2 separate regions of the Mus musculus genome follow, and region 2 is linked to region 1. The links are chromatin loops, found by intact Hi-C in ENCODE. Cell type or tissue: left cerebral cortex. All regions are shown on one strand. Each heading gives the region's core, and the rest is flanking DNA. Links, peaks and the distances in the headings are about the cores only.

Region 1 (8,330 bases), core at 317-8,316:
GCACTCAGGCTCCTCCCCACAGCTGTGACTCTAGCACTCAGGCCCCAACCCACACCTGTGACCCTAGCACTCAGGCCCCGCCCCACACCTGTGACTCTAGCACTCAGGCTCCTCCCCACACCTGTGACTCTAGCACTCAGGCTCCTCCCCACACCTGTGACTCTAGCACTCAGGCCCCGCCCCACACCTGTGATTCTAGCACTCAGGCTTCTCCCCACACCTGTGACTCTAGCACTCAGGCTCCTCCCCACACCTGTGACACTAGCACTCAGGCCCCGGGGATTAGAATCAGAGTTTCCAGGTTGTTTCACTTTTCCTATTGCAGGAACCAGTGGCAGCTGGTCACATCTCATTCACATCCAGGAAGCAGACAGCAATGAATGAATGAATGAATACTTCTGCTTATGTTTCTCTTTTTTTTCATACAGTCCAGTGTCCCAACTCAGTGCCATCCATAGCAGGTAGGTCATCCTACCTCAAGTAACCTAACCAAGATTACTTGTCACAGGCATGCCCAGAGGTCCATCTCCCGGTGACTTCCTGAAGTTAACAATTGGAACATCACAGATATCATCGTCAGTGGGTCTGAGCTCAGTTTAGCCTACCGGAGACCCTGCCTCAAAACAAAATAAAACAAGGAAACCATACAAATACAGCCAGACATCTTGGCTTCTCAAGATGCTGAGCATGGGGGCCGGAGAGTGGTTAAGAGCACTGACTGCTCTTCCAGTAGGCCCTGAGTTCAATTCCCAGCAACCACATGGGAATTATAGCCATCTATAATGGGATCCTATGTCCTCTTTTGGTGTGTCTGAAAACAGCTACTCATATATATGAAAAAAAAACTTTTTTAAAAAGATGAGTATTCTCTTCTTCGTCTAGCAGGAAGCTAGTGACTGTTAGGCGACCAGGATCCACCAAACCCTGGTAAGGCTCACCCCTAGATGACTGAAAAGCCAAGAGAGGAGCTAGAGAGATGGCTCAGCTTGCAAGAGCACTGACTGCTCTTCTGAAGGTCCTGAGTTCAAATCCCAGCAACCACATGGTGGCTCACAACCATCTGTAATGAGATCTGATGCCCTTTTCTGATGTGTCTGAAGACAGCTACAGTAAATAAATAAATAAATCTTAAAAAAATAAAAAAAGAAAAGAAAAAAGAAAAGCCAAGAGAGGCTTCAGGCAGCAAAAGAAGTCTCTGTTCCTGGGAGTCAGCTGTGCCATGTCACCCTCAATGATATCCCACTCAGGCACGCACCACGCTGCTTACCCATGAACAACTGCCATTTGGTTCTGCATACCAGAGCACTGTTAGGTCCATCCTGCATGCCAACCAACTCTGTAAGCATCACTAGGCTTGCTTTAGCCACTGTCTGTTGCTGTAAAGAGATACTATGACCAAGGCAGCTTATAAAAGAAACCATGTAACGGGGGCTTGTTTACAGTGTCGAAGGGGGAGTCTATGGCTGTCATGGCAGGGACCAGGGCTGCATGCACGGGAGCAGTGACTGAGAGCTTACATCTTATCTGCAGGTAGCAGAGAGGAGAAAGGGGAAGAGACAGAAAGACAGAGAGAAAGAGACAGGGCCTAGCATGGGCTTTTGAAATTTCAAAGCCCACCCCCAGTGACACGCCTTCCCCAACAAGGCCACACCTCTTAATCCTTCCTAAGCACTTCAACCAACTGGGAACCAAACATTCAACTACAGGAGCCTGTGTGGGCCATTCTTATTCAAACCACCCACGAGAATGTCCTTTTGGAACAGCATTGCTCCCATCCAAAAGAAACCCTGTCCCTGTTAGACTTACCCTTCCCTTGGTCCTCTGACCCAACCAGCCCTAAATGGTGCATTTACCAATTGTATGAATGGCACCATGTGACATTGGCTCTTTTGTTCCTGGCCTTTCTGACTTGTGAGGTATTTTTGCCCGATGACCCCCAGTTCTTGCCAGATCCCTAGGTACTCTGAGTAACACCTGCTGAACACCTCAACTCACAGCTCCCTATCAGGGGCTCTGGTGGGCGTGGGTGAGGGAAGGGTTGGGGTTAGATGGAGACTGGGCGGCAGTTCGGGGTTTGATCAGGGAGCCTGAGATGCCTATGAGAGAGGCACATCCATCCAGCTGTCCCTGGCCTGGTCTGGAACTGGCTTGAGTTGCCGTTACTTGATCCTCGTGCCTAAGCCAGGACTCATACTGTCCCCACTCGGGCAGTGTGAGTCACTGGATGGGTATCTCTTCACACCTGTGTGCCAGTCTGGGATCAGGGGCTGGGCAAAGGAACTGAGCAAGCACCTGCAACGGCAAGGGCCGGCAGGGGAGGTCCCACGCACCCCAGGGCAGACTCCCTGTCTCCATTGGTTTTTGTTTTCCTGTGAAGGGTATCCTTTCTCAAGTGGACTCTAAGAAGAGTCCACTCTGTGGCTCGGGCTGGAACACCTGCTAAGAGACACTATTGTCATATCTAGCAGTGGTGGCCCCTGTTTCAATTCCTTTAATCAGCTGGCAGGACAGGTGCTTTCCCCCATCCCACAATGTGGTTACAGAGACATGAAGCCAGCCAGCTTGCCTGTAAAATCTCACTGCCGGAAGGTTAGAAGCTGAAGGCTAGCCTTGGCTACATGAGGCTATGTGACAAAGGAAAAGAAAACCACATGTATAAATAAAGAGAGTGTGAGAAAGAGAGAGAGAGAGAGAGAGAGAGAGAGAGAGAGAGAGAGAGAGAAAGAAAGAAAGAAAGAAAGAAAGAAAGAAAGAAAGAAAGAAAGAAAGAAAGAAAGAAAAAGAAGCAAGCAAGCAAGCCAGGCCCAGGAAAGTGATAGGATATGTTGGGTACAGCCTCAGGGCAGGGGATGCTGGACAAAGCTGAGTTTGAAAATAACGTGCCTGCGCTCCTGACCAAGGCCAAGGAGGAAGCAGGCTGCAGGGGCACACAAAATGGCCATGGGCCATCAGTTGGGAACTCCCCTCATGAGTACTGCCTGTAAAGTATGTTGGTGCTGTGTGACAGGGAGTTGGGGGACATTCTGGGTATGGAGAGAGGGTCCCTCAGCACCCTGTTTTGGAGCCTTGTTTCGTAGCTGAACCCCCTTTTGCGGGCGAGTGACAGAACTCAACCGACTTCAGCACAAGGGAGAATGTACTAGTCCGTGGAGTCGAGCAATCTCCGGCCAGCTTGCAGGTCCAGCTCGCTCCCGGGATTTTTCCAGTCAAAGCCTGCTGTATCACTTTCCCTTGGCCATGAGCTTCCTGTGTGCCTTCCATTCTTGGGTAGTCAGTCACCTGATAGTGGCAGAGGTGGCTGCCCCCTGGGTGTTGTTCCCTCCAGCCGAGAGCACAAGAAGAACTGCCTTATATTAACGACCCCAGTTAAACCGGAAGTGAATACCTGCTGCCCCGCCCACGGAGTCATTACCTACCAACCTGAACCAGTTGGGTAAGAGGGAGGAATGAACTGTTCTGATTGGTTAGGACTGAGCCAGGTGGGTGCCCTTGGATGAGCAGGAAGCCGATTGTTTTACTTGAACCACCTGTCCCGAGGGTGGAGAAGGTTTGATTCCCAGTAGAGATTCAGGGTCCTGAGACTAGAAGAAGGGGGGATGGTGGGTGGACAGGTTCCAGGCAATGGCAGCTTCAGGGAGAGCAGTGGGTTCGCCAGCCTCTGTCATACCTGTCCATCTGAGCCTGAGCAGACCGCTTTCCTTCTCTGAGCCTCAGTTTCCCTATCAGAACAGAGACATTTCAGAGCTCTCCCAGGTCTGAACTCCTAAGGCCAGCTGGTTGTGCAACCCAGCAGTCCAGCCTCCCAGTGTGTCAGGTCTGAGCTGGGGGCCGGGAACTTGACCCTAGGATGAGCCTGGGACCTGCACCTGGCCTCCGGTCTCCGCCCATCCCACAGGGTACAGCCTGTGATGAGGAAGGAGATTTCTGAGGACGGCTTTGCACATCCCTAGCGTTCTTCAGTTAAAACCGCCTCCAAACAACATGATCTCATCCCTGGGGAAGGAAGGCTGAGGGGGGGGGGAGGGGTGGACGAGCTGACTGCCAGCAGTTGACACAGTTTGTGACTAAACCATTTCCCCATGGGAGGCAGGGAGAGATGTCCACATTCTCAAAGATAATCTAAGAGTTTGGTGGAGAATGACATAAAGAATAGAGGAGGCGCCTCCTTTTCCAGCTTTGGGGAGGCTTCATGGTGTGTCTCCAGGGGGTCCAAACCAGGTATGTTCTAACCAATGATTTACAGTGAACTCAGCCCCAATGTAACGCAGGTCATTAACATCCCTCAAACATTGAGGGGGAAGCCTAGTCAGCCCCTTAAGTGGCCCGTCCCTCCTGTATTCCTGGGCTCATTTAAATGCCCATACATTAATTTGGAAGGATAGGGTTGCGGGAAGCCTGTCGCCGCACCATCTGCTCCACGTTTGTCACGGCCGCATTACATAAGAGGAAAGACATTTTTTCAAGAATGCTACTGCATTTAGTAATTGGATCGCCGGGAGAGGAACCAGGCCCAGGCATTTGGCACTGCGATTCAAAGATGCCACAGGCTTCTCTCCTGGGTGTGCCCTCCCTAGATTCCAGGCAGTGTTGGCAGACACCTGCGTGCAGCCTGGGTCTGGGAAGCAGGCCCAGAGCCCTTGCCCCGCCTTCCACTCTCTCCCTGTTTCTCCTGTTACATCCCTGCTTGCTCTCCAGTATTAGCAATATCCAACTGACCTTGCTCCACCAGTCCCGATTTCCATGACCGGGTCACCAGCCTACATGCCCTGTAAATGAGCAAAAGAAAATGAAGTCCCGGATTCCCGTCCAGAGCATGGCCCAAGGGTGACGGGTGAGGTTCAGGCTCCAGGGCCTGTGGTGAACAGTGACAAGAGACAGCTGCTTTATATAAAGCCTTTCTGATACAAAGTGGGTACCAGGCTTGCGATCATTTTCCTCTCCCCTCTAGTAGATTCAAAAGTGCTGAGGAGGTGGGCCTGCAGGATCAGAGCTGGCTGTGTGCACAGGTCTCAGCTCAGAACATCTAATGCCCCTCATCTGACTGCCACAGTGCAAAATGACCCTCGAATCAACATTTTATTTTAACTAAATAATTGATTGACTTTTGTTTTTGTTTTTGAGGCAGAGTCTTGCTCAGTAGCCCAGGCTGGCCCAGAACTCACTTTTAACACAGGCTAGCAGTTCTCTCATGGCAACTCACCTGCCTAAGCCTCCTGGGTACTGGGATCACACCCAGCTGAGTCAATGTGTTAAAAATCCGTTCATGGAAAAGGTATGGCTTGGTTTGAAAAATCTAAACACCTTGCGGTGGCCAGTTTACATTTTCATAAAGCCCACAAGGAGGGGTCTGACCCAACACTGTCCCCATTCCTGGGGGCTCTGGGCCAAGTTACTCTGTCACTGAAGCACATCAGCTGAGAGTTGGGGCCATGGGCTGACCAGGCAAAAGTCATATGACCTCAGACAGGGGCCGTTATTCCTTTAAAGTTTTGAAATTACATTGAGAGAGAGAGAGCTAACACATGCATTTGTCACGGTTCAGGCGTGATGGTCAGAGGCTAACACTCAGAGGTTATTCTTTCCTTCTGCCATGTGAGTCCTGGGGATCCAACTCAGACTGTGAGGGTTGGCAGCAAGCACCTTTACCTCCTAAGCCATCTTGTTGGCCCTTAAATATGGATCTTTCTGTTTCTGTCTCTGCCTTCTCTCGTAGGGGCGAGAGGTCACACTGAAGCTCTGGCACTTGTTCTGTTTGTTCTTTCACCGTCTCTTAAGTGAAAGCAGATAAGACGCCAGGGCTGAGGGTGGCCACGCCACAGGCAGGAAGTTGTACCTGCATCAGGTGTGGCTGTGGTTATCTCCTGTGGTCCTGAGCAATGCCCCCCACGCCTCTGTTCATGTTTTCTTCACCTGTAGCGGCTGAGAGTTAGAGGTGTCATTCTGAAGGAAAGCCCTTCTGTCTGGGCCAAGTTATGGCTGCCTCAGGGCCTTTGCATGTCAGTCACCTTTGTTCCCTAGACGCTGGTTCTTTTTATGCGTCTCTGCCTTTTCATTCAGCTTGACTGGCTGAGGGGGCCCTCCCTCCCTAGCCCAGGAAGAGCAGCCCTGACCTGCATACCCTTTCTTCTCTGACGCTGTTGTCTTATTCTAGAGGCTGGTCTCCCCTGGCCATGGTTGTGTTCCCAGTATCCGGACCATTATGTGGCACATGCTGAAGGAGAGGGCAGGAGGAAAGGAAGGAGGGAGGGAGAGAGGGAGGGAGAAAGGATAGAAGAAGGGAACGTTTTTACTCCTGTGGCCACATTGTGATAGACACCTGGGGAAGGGAAGGTCACCAGCCAAGAAGGGGACAGGAAGGAAGGAAGGAAGGGAGGGACCCCGGCTTTCTGTTTCTACACCTCCCGTGCCCCAGTACCAGCACAGGTGGCAACAGAACAGACAAGCAGGCCACCAGCCCACAGGCCACCCAGATAGGGTCAACTTCAGAGGGTCACAACATGAGCCAGCCAGGCAGGCAGTAAGGGAGACTGTTTACAGGGGCTGCTGGCCATCACCATGACAACTGGGCAGCCTACAGCAGCTTCCTGCATCACCAAGGACGCAAGTTTGCTGCAGACTGGGAAGTGAGGGCAGTAGCTGGCAGGGAGGGGCCACAGACACGCATGGTGGGGCAAGATGTTCTCATTCCTTACAGTGCTCTAGAGTGTGTGTGTGTGTGTGTGTGTGTGTGTGGTGTATATGTGCCTGTATGAGTGTGCTTGTATGTCTATATCTGTGCTTGTGTGAGTATATTTCTGTGTGTATCTATGTGTGTCTGTGTGCCTGTGTGAGTGTGTTTGTATGTCTGCGTGTGTGTGTGTTTCTGTGTGTGTCTGTGTGTCTGTGTATGCATGTGGGTCTGTGTGTGTCTCTGAGTGTGTATGTGTTTGTGTCTCTCTGTAGCCAGGGTGTCTGGGTGTCAGCTTGGCTACTCCTGTGCTCTGGCGTCTTGAGCAAATGACTTAACCTCTCTGTGCCTATTTCCCTCCACATAAAGCAAGGATGGCCAGTAGTGGCACCCTAAGGCTCCTGTGGGGACCCCATGGCACTGGACCGTAGCTTACATTGTGCCCCCTGTGTCCATTTTAGTTTTGTTTTTGGAGACAGAATTTTACTAAGCAACTCAGGCTGTCCTCGAACTCTCCGTCCTTCTGGCTCAACCTCTGGAGAGTTGATGTCACTGGTGTGTGCCACCAAGCTTGGCTCTCTTTAGTTCTTTGTGTGAGGGTGGCCATGCATATGTGTGCATGTGTGTGCATGTGTGTGCATGTGTGTGCATGTGGGGGTCAGAGTGTGTCTTCACATCAGGTGTCTTCCTTGCTTCCTTAGTTGTTCCTTATGTGGTGTGTGTGTCTGCATATGTGTGTGTGTGCATGTAAAATTAGGTTTACTTATCTTGTACGCATGAGTGTTTCCCCCTACTTGTGTATGTGTACCACATGCCGGGTGCCCACAGAGACCAGAAGAGGCCATCATATCCTGAAACACTCCAAACCATGTGGATGTTTGGAATTGAGCCCAGGTCTCTGTGAGAACAACCAATGCTCTAAGCCACTGAACCATGTCTCTAATCCTCCACCTTAATTTTCAAGACAGATCCTCTGACTGGGCTCTCTGATTGGTTGGCGGTTGAGCTCCCTTGGGGTCCTATAGTCTGCTTCCCCAGCCCTTAACTTTGATCTGACTTTCTTATGTAGGTGCTGGGGATTTGAACTCAGGTCCTCATGCTTGTCAGCAGGTGCTTCCCAGATGAACCATCTGCCCTCAGCCTTGCTCTTCACTTTTCTAGATGGACTTACATTTGGCTTGAGGCTAGGGGCAGTAGGGTACTCCTCATTTCAAGGAGCCTCACTCTCCGGCTTCTCTCATCCTTTTGGCAAACATCTATTGAACACCTACTGTGTGTCAGGCAGGGTTCCAGAGGCCAGCACAGCAGTGAGACAGAAACCAAGGTAGGGTGACATTAAAAGTGATTGAAGGGAGCGTGCAGAGTGCTATTAGATCATTTCAGACTGCATCGACTTCCAGGGAAGAAAGCAGGCAGGGGCGGGGCCGGGCGGGGTGGGGAGACAGCGATGCTTATGGGTGGTGATGGAGCTAGACAACTCAGTGGCCTTTATGTATCTGCGAGCAAGCACAGTCAGACATGCCTATTTACCACACACCTATGTGTATTCGGGATCTTTTGGTTGTGACTGATACTCAAAAACACATGGATATCTTTAAACTGTTGGGCATGGTGGGTCATATCTAGTACTGGTCCTTGGATGGCAGAGGCAGCAATTCGTAAC
Region 2 (8,330 bases), core at 297-8,296, 64 kb after region 1:
TGGAGGAAGGAAGGGAATGTAACCAGAATTGGAAGTTGTGTGAAGTCTGGCGCAGGGTTCTCTCAGGGTCACCCTCCCTGAGGCTGGGGTGCATATGGTAGTGGGGGTGGGCAGTGTCTCCCACCAGCACTCTCAGCACCCAGAGCGCCACCCTAGCTGGTTCATAATTACAGTGTTTGCAGGAGACACGTCCAAGGTCCCCTGCCGAGAATCACTCAGCTACCCTCCCAGGGAGAAAACAGAAAGCTGTGGGTTTCCTGAACTATTTTTGGGCTCTGCCCACGTCTTTGTTCTCTGTGAGCACACTCCCAGCGTGCCCTTGCTCAGCGGTGGCCCGACCCAGGTGAGGAGCACCAGGCCTGGCTTCTTTGTAGAGACTGACTTACTAGCAGATGACTGCCACGCGCCCCGTGGGGGTAAGGAGGTGATCAGAAGGTGCCAGAACAGGTGGTGGTGACTGACGAGGCACTTATCTTATCCCAGGTCACATGCCCACCCATCCCCACAGCTGCCTGATCCATCTGCTCCGGAAGTACCACCCCCACAGCCCAGGGTGCCACACGGAAGGAAGGGGGTGGCTTGCACCATGTTTGACCCCTGTGCCCCTTCAGGCAGTAGGCTGAAAGAAAGAAAGAAAGAAAGAAAGAAAGAAAGAAAGAAAGAAAGAAAGAAAGAAAGAAAGAAAGCAAGAAAGGATTCTCCTGATTCTCTGTGGGTGCAGCCTAGATTTACAGGTGGCACAGATGAGGCAGCAGGAAAAAGCCAGTTTACCCAGGATGGCAGAACAGTGGCCACGGCTACGGCCTGAAAAGACCAGAACACAAGTCAAACCTCATAGGTATTTCTTTGTCTGCATTGGCCACCTTAATGTCGTGTCCTGGCAAATAACCACAGCTGTGATAAGCACATAGGAGAGAGACGAATAGCATCTCTACGGCTGTGTTTGGATTTTTGTCTTCTTGGACATATAGATTTGGAGCAGTTTAGTTGCCTGCTTGTGAACACACTGTCCGGAGGAGAAGACAGAAGCAGGATTTGACTCTGCTGAAAGTTTGGTGCGATTCTTAGGGCCTTAATATAGCAGAAGAGACCCTGGGAATGCTTACCTGGGAGGCCAGAGACTCGACTCACAAGAATCACTCAGAACTGAATTATACTGAGGGCTGAAGAGAACAAAACCACCAGGTATGCAAAATATCAAATATAAAATATTTCCATACAGCCCAGTGATCCACTCCTAAGTCTATTCGTAGGAGAATGGAGACACTGAAAGCTATGTCAGTGGATCAGTAGATCCATCCATCCACCCACCAGTCTCTTCACACACCCACCATCTATCCACAATCTATCTACCCACCTACCTTTCTCTCCATGCACCCATTCATTTATCCATCTATCCATTCACCTCCCTATTCATCTACTTATCCACTCAACCACTAATCTATTCACAAACATCCATCTACCCATCATCCATTCATCTACCCACCCACCTACTCATTTATCATCCATCCAACCACCTATCCATCCACCCATCTATTTATCCATCTACCCATCCATCCACCCATCTATTTACCCATCTACCCATCCATCCACCCATCTATTTACCCATCTACCCATCCATCCACCCATCTATCCATCCATCCATCCACCCACTCATGCACCCATCTATTCATCTACCCACCTACGCATTCATCCCAACTATCGAGCCACCCCTACACACATCCATCCACCAGTCACTCCACCCACCCATCCATCCACTCATCTACCAACCATCTGTTGATTCATCCATCACCCATCTATCTACCTATCATGCACCCATCTACCCATCTACTGCCTATTCGCCACCATCCAATCATATATCAATCCTATATTCACTCTTCCATCCACTCATTCATGCATCTCTTGTTTACTTGATCCACGTACTGAACAACAACCCTTACTGAAAGCCTGCTCTGCGTCAGAGTTTATTGCCACTGGGAAGAAAGGACAAAGAAGACCTTTGTTACCAGGCACTGACAGTCTAGTGGGAAACAGGCCTTAGTACATAGAAGTGTATCTATAAACTGAGACAGACACCAACGAGGCAAATCTAGAATAACATGAGGACCGAGTGTCTATTGTGAGTGTGGGGAGGGCTCTCTGAGGAAGGTGGCGTTAAGATGAGATGGGAAGTGTGATTTATGATCTATCAGTTATGAGAGGGTTTGACGTATGAAACAGAAGACAGCGAGTAAAACTCTACAGGGGATTTATTATCTCACACAACAGAGTCCTATCTCAGACTTCTCTGCTCCAGCTCTGACCCAGACTGGCTTATCTCATGGACCCAGCATGGCTGCTGGTGCCATCATGGGGAGATATGTCTTGTTCAAGGGAAGGAAACAAAGAGCCTCCTCCTCCTCCCTCCCCAGAATCTCCTGGCAGCCCTGACTGTGGTACCACCGAGTCATACATAGATCACCTCTGGCTACCACAAATCCTCCAGCAGTTCTTAGTCAGGGTGAATGTGTCCTTCAGGCACATTTGAAGGGATTGTTTTAATCTCCCACACACGCCATGTGTGTGTGTGTGTGTGTGTGTGTGTGTGTGTGTGTGTGTGTGTGTGTGGTGTTGGCATGCGGTGAGAGGATTCAGGCTGGGGTAACACATCCTTGAACACACAGAGCTATTCTCCGCAGAGAATGTCCAGCCACAGATGGCAGCAAGGTTGAAATGCTTCACACCAGTCCTAGTTAAATCCTGGGCATGCGGTACCAGCCTGGGAGGCAGTCCTAGTGTCATCCCTCCAGGACATGAGGTGACTAAGCAGATGTGGACAAGCTCACCACCTTTCCTGTCTCTTCTAGGGCAATAGGCAACACAGAGGCAGGGACCTTCCCAGATATTCTTCTCTCCCCACCTCCATCCAGTGGCAATCACCAAGGTCACATTGTTGTCAAAAAGACCAAGTGGGGACCCACTCTTGATAATGAGATGCCAACTCCAAATCTCCAACAAATGACACAGAAAACGCTGGGGACAGAAGTACTCGGATGGACTTAAAAAGTGATAGTCAGCTGGTTGTGGTGGCACACGCCTTTAATCCCATCACTCGGGAGGCAGAGACAGGTGGATTTCTGAGTTCGAGGCCAGCCTGGTCTACAGAGTGAGTTCCAGGACAGCCAGGGCTACACAGAGAAACCCTGTTTCGACAAACAAACAAACAAACAAACAAACAAACAAACAAAGTGATAGTCACTGTGAGTGTTGGCTCACACCTTTAATCCCAGCACTTCGGGGCAGAGATAGTTTGAGGCCAGCCTGGTTTACAAAGCAAGTTCCAGGACAGTCAGGGATGCATGGAGAAACCATGTCTTGAAAAACAAATGAGAGAGAGAGAGAGAGAGAGAGAGAGAGAGAGAGAGACTATGACAATTATGAGAAATATCCCAACATACAGATGGGGAAGTTGAGGCACAGAGAAGAGCCCAGTTTAGTATCACTTAACAAGGAGAGGCAGGTACATTTGATCCAAGTGGCCCTTTCCTACCTATGACCAGGATCTGCTGGTGTGTGTGTGGTATATATGGGTGTATATGTACCCAGAAGCCAGAGGACAACCTTAGGTGTCATTTCTCAGGTGCCAGGTGCGATCCATCTTGGGTTCTTTTGTTTTTTATTATCTATTTATCTATATATTTAATGTATATGAATGCACTGTAGCTGTCTTCAGAGAGCTGGAAATTGAACTCAGGACCTTTTAGAAGAGCAGTCAGTGCTCTTAACCACTGAGCCATCTCTGGATTTTTTTTTTGTTTTTTGTTTTTTGTTTTTTTTTTTGTGGCTGTCCAGCAACCCCCCAAGGATCCTCCTGTCTCTGCCTCTCTGGTGTTGAAATTACAGGGATGGCTCAAAAACAGAGCTTTTCGCCTAGTTCTGAGGATCAAGTTCAGATCCTTGTCCTTGCAAGGCAAGCTCTTCTTGTTTTCCCTTCAGACAGTGTCTTCTTCTGTAGCCCAGGCAGCAGCTTATTCAGGAGCCCAGGTCAGCTGTAAGTACCATCTTCTAGTTTTAGCCTGTAGGTTAATGTTCCAGACGTGTGCCACCATGCCTGTTCGGATATCAAATCCTGAGTGATCACAGACACCCAGGATGCAATGGGACGGATGCTAGGTCTGACCCAGAGTCTTTTGGGAATGGGGTTACTTGCTACCTCCCCACCCCTCGCAAAGCCATCTTCTCACCATTCACTGCAAGGCTGGGATGCAGTGGGGCGAGCATCCTGACAGAGAGTAACATACCCTGATTAGATTACAGAAGAGTGACTGGACTGGCCAGCTCCAAGTGCCAACCTACAGCCACACTCTGGCCACATGGCCCTTATTGAACAATTCTCATCTGGGTTCTTTGCCAGCAGTGCTGTACCCATAACCACACTGTCCATCTCTCTGAGGCAGTTAGAGGTTGGCAGCTCTGAATCCATTTTTCCGCATGTCAGTAACTGGCTGGAAGCCACACACAGGCACCTGGTCACCCCTGCTACATCTCTCACATCCAGCTCTGTCTAGTCCCAGGAGGCATTGTTAAGTTACAGTCTTGCTCCATAGTTGAATGGCATAGGTGGGTGAGGCCACTCCAGGACCCCATGCAGGTCTCTAGGGAGGAAGGAAGCACTTCAGTTGCTGTGGCAACATGATACTGTTTATACAGCATCTTCTACTTGAAGCCCATTCCTCAGACAGGCAATGGGTGCTTCTGGCACCCCAAGCCCAGAGGGTATGAAAGGAGGAATGAGATATGTATTCTCCAATCCGGGTCCCCAAAAACAGACACCTCGCACAGCTCTGTTTGTTGAGCAGACCCAAGGCTGGGGTGTTGGGATGGCTGGCTTAGATTCCACCTTACATAAAAACACTAGAACATTTTTGACTAGAGATGGAGGAAGGCGTGGGTGTCTGAGATGGAGCTCTGTTTTTGGGGCACATACACATTCCTGCCGCCTCCCTTCCCTCCTCTGCTCCAGACAGACCCTAGGGCACCCCAGTAGTTGCAGGTTTCCAGCCTCCCTGACACCTTGGACCCCTTCAGCTCAGGGAGTGGGGGCGGCTTTCAGACAGCTGTCAGAATGGAGATCTGAGTGAAAGAGGAAAGGCCGGGGCAAGGCTTCCCTTTGAAGTGGAAGAGGCTGAAGCAGAGGCAGCAGCCACCAGCAGCCTCATTGAGAACGGAGGCATAAGAATGCTAATTAACACCCAGGTCCCCCCTGGAGGGCCATCCATGAATATTAATGACCCTAATCATCCAGCATTAGAACTAATGCCTTGTAAATTAAGGGCATTTTCTTGGGAGTAAATAGTCACATTAGTGGCAGGAAAAGGTGACAGCAGGTGACAGCTCCCCGAATCAGCAGGCTGGGTGGAGCCTGCCCAGGATAGAAGGCAAGAATCGTGGCCAGGGAAGGTCCAAGGTGCGGCTTAGCTGATGGATGCAGGAGAGGGGAGTGTTGGGTGTGTGGGTATTGGAACGGATGTCATAACATTTGAGGAGTTTGGGGGTGGGGGGGAGGAACGTGAACGTTTCTGTGGGAGGAGAGGCCACAGCAGGGACAGAGATGGGGGCAGCAGCGAGAGCTTGGGCGCTGCGGCTCAACCCATGGGGTCCTGCTTGGCGACAGGGTCTCATTCTGCAGTCAAAGCTAACCTCAAGCTTACTTACACTATAGCCCAGGCTGGCAGTGAACTTGTGGCAATCCTCCTGCCTCAGCCTCCCAAGAGCACTGAGTTCACATGTGTGCCACCATGCCTATCGTCATCATTTTATCTTTTCTGTGTGTGTGTGTCCTCAGTGTCCAACCTTTGAGTTTCCGGAGATTCTCCTACTTCTGCCTCCACACTGGAATGCTGGGACCATGCTACTGAGTCTGGCTTTAAGGTAGTTCTGCACATATGAACTCAAGACCTCAAGTTTGCACAAGTGCTCTACCCACTGCGCCATCTCCCCAGCTCCACCCACTGAGCCATCTCCCCAGTCCCAGATTTGTTTCCTCATGTGCTTGTTTATCTGAGATAAGGTCTCTCACTATGTAGTCCAGGATGGCCTCAGATCTCTATCCCCCTGCCTCAGCCTCCGAAGTGTTGGCAGACACCACCATGCCTGGCTCTGCCCATTGTCTCAATGGGACCTGGCTCTCCCTCCTCCCTTCCTTTTCTCCAGCCTCCTCCAAGGTGGACTTCAGCCCAGTGCATACAGAGCCCTAGGGCTCGCATGACTTCCTGTGAATTTATTTATTTTTATTTTACGTGCATTGGTGTTTTGCCTGCTTGTATGTCTGTGTGAGGGTGTCAGATACAGAAGTTACAGACAGTTGTGAGCTGTCACACAGACACCGGAAACTGGACCCGGGTCAGTGCTTTTAACCACTGAGCCATCTCTCCAGTCCCCCCACTTCCTAGTTTTAAAATGGTGTCATCTCCCACGTGGTTTGATCCTGACAGCTAAGCAGCCTCAGGCAGCAGGGCTGATCATTTTTTATGAAAGAAGACAAGAGTTCAGAGAGCTTACATAGTCACCTACTGCCTTTTGGCCAATCCCCTTCTTCCATCTTTCCCTTCTCTCTTTACCCACCAGAGAGCCTAAGCAATTAGCTTTGCCTACCATTCACAAGGAAGGAGTTTCATCTCCTGTAACGTGTGCTGACCAGGGGGACACATGCTAAGGACCCAAAGCAGGGAGCTCACACTCTCCCTTTCCAGGAGGCTCCAGGATCCTGGGCCATGGGCAGATTGTGGCCTTGCACCCCATTTAAATGAACTGCCTAGCCCCAGACCCCTTTGCCCTGGCTCTCCTGTGCTTCAAAAGGATTTCCACTCTTCATGGTGCTCTAGAACTGGCTCGATTAAATCAGACAGATCAAGACAGAGTTTCTGAATTCCCTCTGAAAGGGACCGAATATGAGAACTGACTGATGGGACCACCTGCTCCTTGTTAGCCAGGGCAGACATGATTGGCAGAGCTGACCGCACATATAGGCGGGTCCTTGATCAAGTCAAGGACTTCAAGCAAACAAAATGTGCAAAGCAAAGACTCAAATAAAATGTGGGGCTTTCCCCAGAGTGGGTCCTGTGTCAGCTCAAGGTGAGAGTGAGGGCACCCCTCCCCTCCCCCGTCTCTCTCTCCTTCCCTCCCTCTCTCTCTCCAATTTTAGCCAAAAAGAATGACTCCTACCTCCAATTTATGCCGGGCATAACACTGCACCCCCAATTTCAAAAAGCAGACCAAAGGTAAAAATAAAATAAACAAGACAATAAATTTAGCAGGCACTCGTGGGGTGCTGACGTCAGCACTGTGTGTGTGTGTGTGTGTGTGTGTGTGTGTGTGTGTCTTAGTCCTCTGATGCTCACTGCCACCTTCTGAGGACATTATCTTCATGGGGAAGATGGGGAAACTGAGACTGGAGCAACATCATTTGCCCCTGACCAATGATAAGGGAGTGGGCAGGGCTGGGACTCTGTGGGGCTGCAGTGGGGCCAGAATAGGGAAAGATGTAGGTGTGTCGAACCACCTGGATAACTCCAGTTTCCAGACAGGACCTGTGTTTCCTGAGACAGGACAGGGTGATCAGAGCATAAAGAAAATATGACTTGACCCTGGGCTTTCCCACCCCAGGTCTTTGATCCCCACCCTGAGGATTCTCACCCCAGGACCTTTGACCCCACCCTGGGCATTCTCACTCCAGGGCCTTTGACCCTCACCCTGGCTATTCCCACCCCAGGACTTTGAACCCCCTCCCTGGGCATTCCCACCCCATTTGCTTTTGCTTCTACTCAAATGGGAAGTTTAAACTTTTCTATTATATTTATTTATTGGGGCAGGGGGCACTGTGTGCCTTTGCATGTGTGGAGGTCAGAGGACACCTTGCAAGGGTCAGTTTGGGCTGTCCACCACGTGAGCTCTGTGATTACCTCAGGCTGCTGGGGTTACAGGAGCCTTTACCTGCTGGGCCTTCTTGTCATCCTGCCATGTTTTTATTTTTATTATTTTGCTTTAAATTCAAAGAGCAAGATATACAGGCAGGGGTGTGGTCTGCCTTCCCTGTGGGAGGCCTCAGACAATCCTGCCTACCGATGTCCACCAGGCTCAAGAACAGTATGTCACAACAACAGTACAGATTCACACCCACAGCTGTGACTCCAAACTCCTCCTCTTCCCCGAGACTTTCGGAAGCCTTGGGCTGTGGCCACTGTCAACACTGCAGAGGTTGCTGACAGGACAGGACTCTGCCTAGTCACACGGTGCCTCAGATCGGGGCAGCAGGGTGAACACCAGGTCTCTACAAGGAGATGCCGCTGACA

Evidence for each region. Hi-C counts contacts between places; a loop is a spot of excess contacts. Peaks named below come from ENCODE experiments on the same cell type or tissue, not always from the same donor. Only the 100,000 strongest peaks of a DNase experiment are listed, where the experiment ranks them.
Region 2: it touches region 1 in a loop (7-fold over the local background); 2 of 42 quality-filtered maps call a loop at or near these places.

What each region holds. Positions count from the first base shown.
Region 1 is chr2:167,075,263-167,083,592 of GRCm38, forward strand. It overlaps Gm39984 (a long non-coding RNA gene), which reads right to left and starts at 3,977. Exons shown (of 3, transcript XR_866968.1): 1 at 3,280-3,977; 2 at 1,268-1,376. In left cerebral cortex, for the core only: no CTCF peak of the experiment used is centred there; DNase peaks (open chromatin) are centred at 4,054, 4,478 and 6,592; H3K27ac peaks cover 3,415 bases.
Region 2 is chr2:167,139,697-167,148,026 of GRCm38, forward strand. All of the region lies in intron 1 of Kcnb1 (potassium voltage gated channel, Shab-related subfamily, member 1), which reads right to left. Among named protein-coding and RNA genes, the nearest start is that of Gm52568, 14 kb to the left of the region's middle. In left cerebral cortex, for the core only: no CTCF peak of the experiment used is centred there; DNase peaks (open chromatin) are centred at 2,208, 4,906, 5,810, 6,524 and 2 more places; H3K27ac peaks cover 6,553 bases.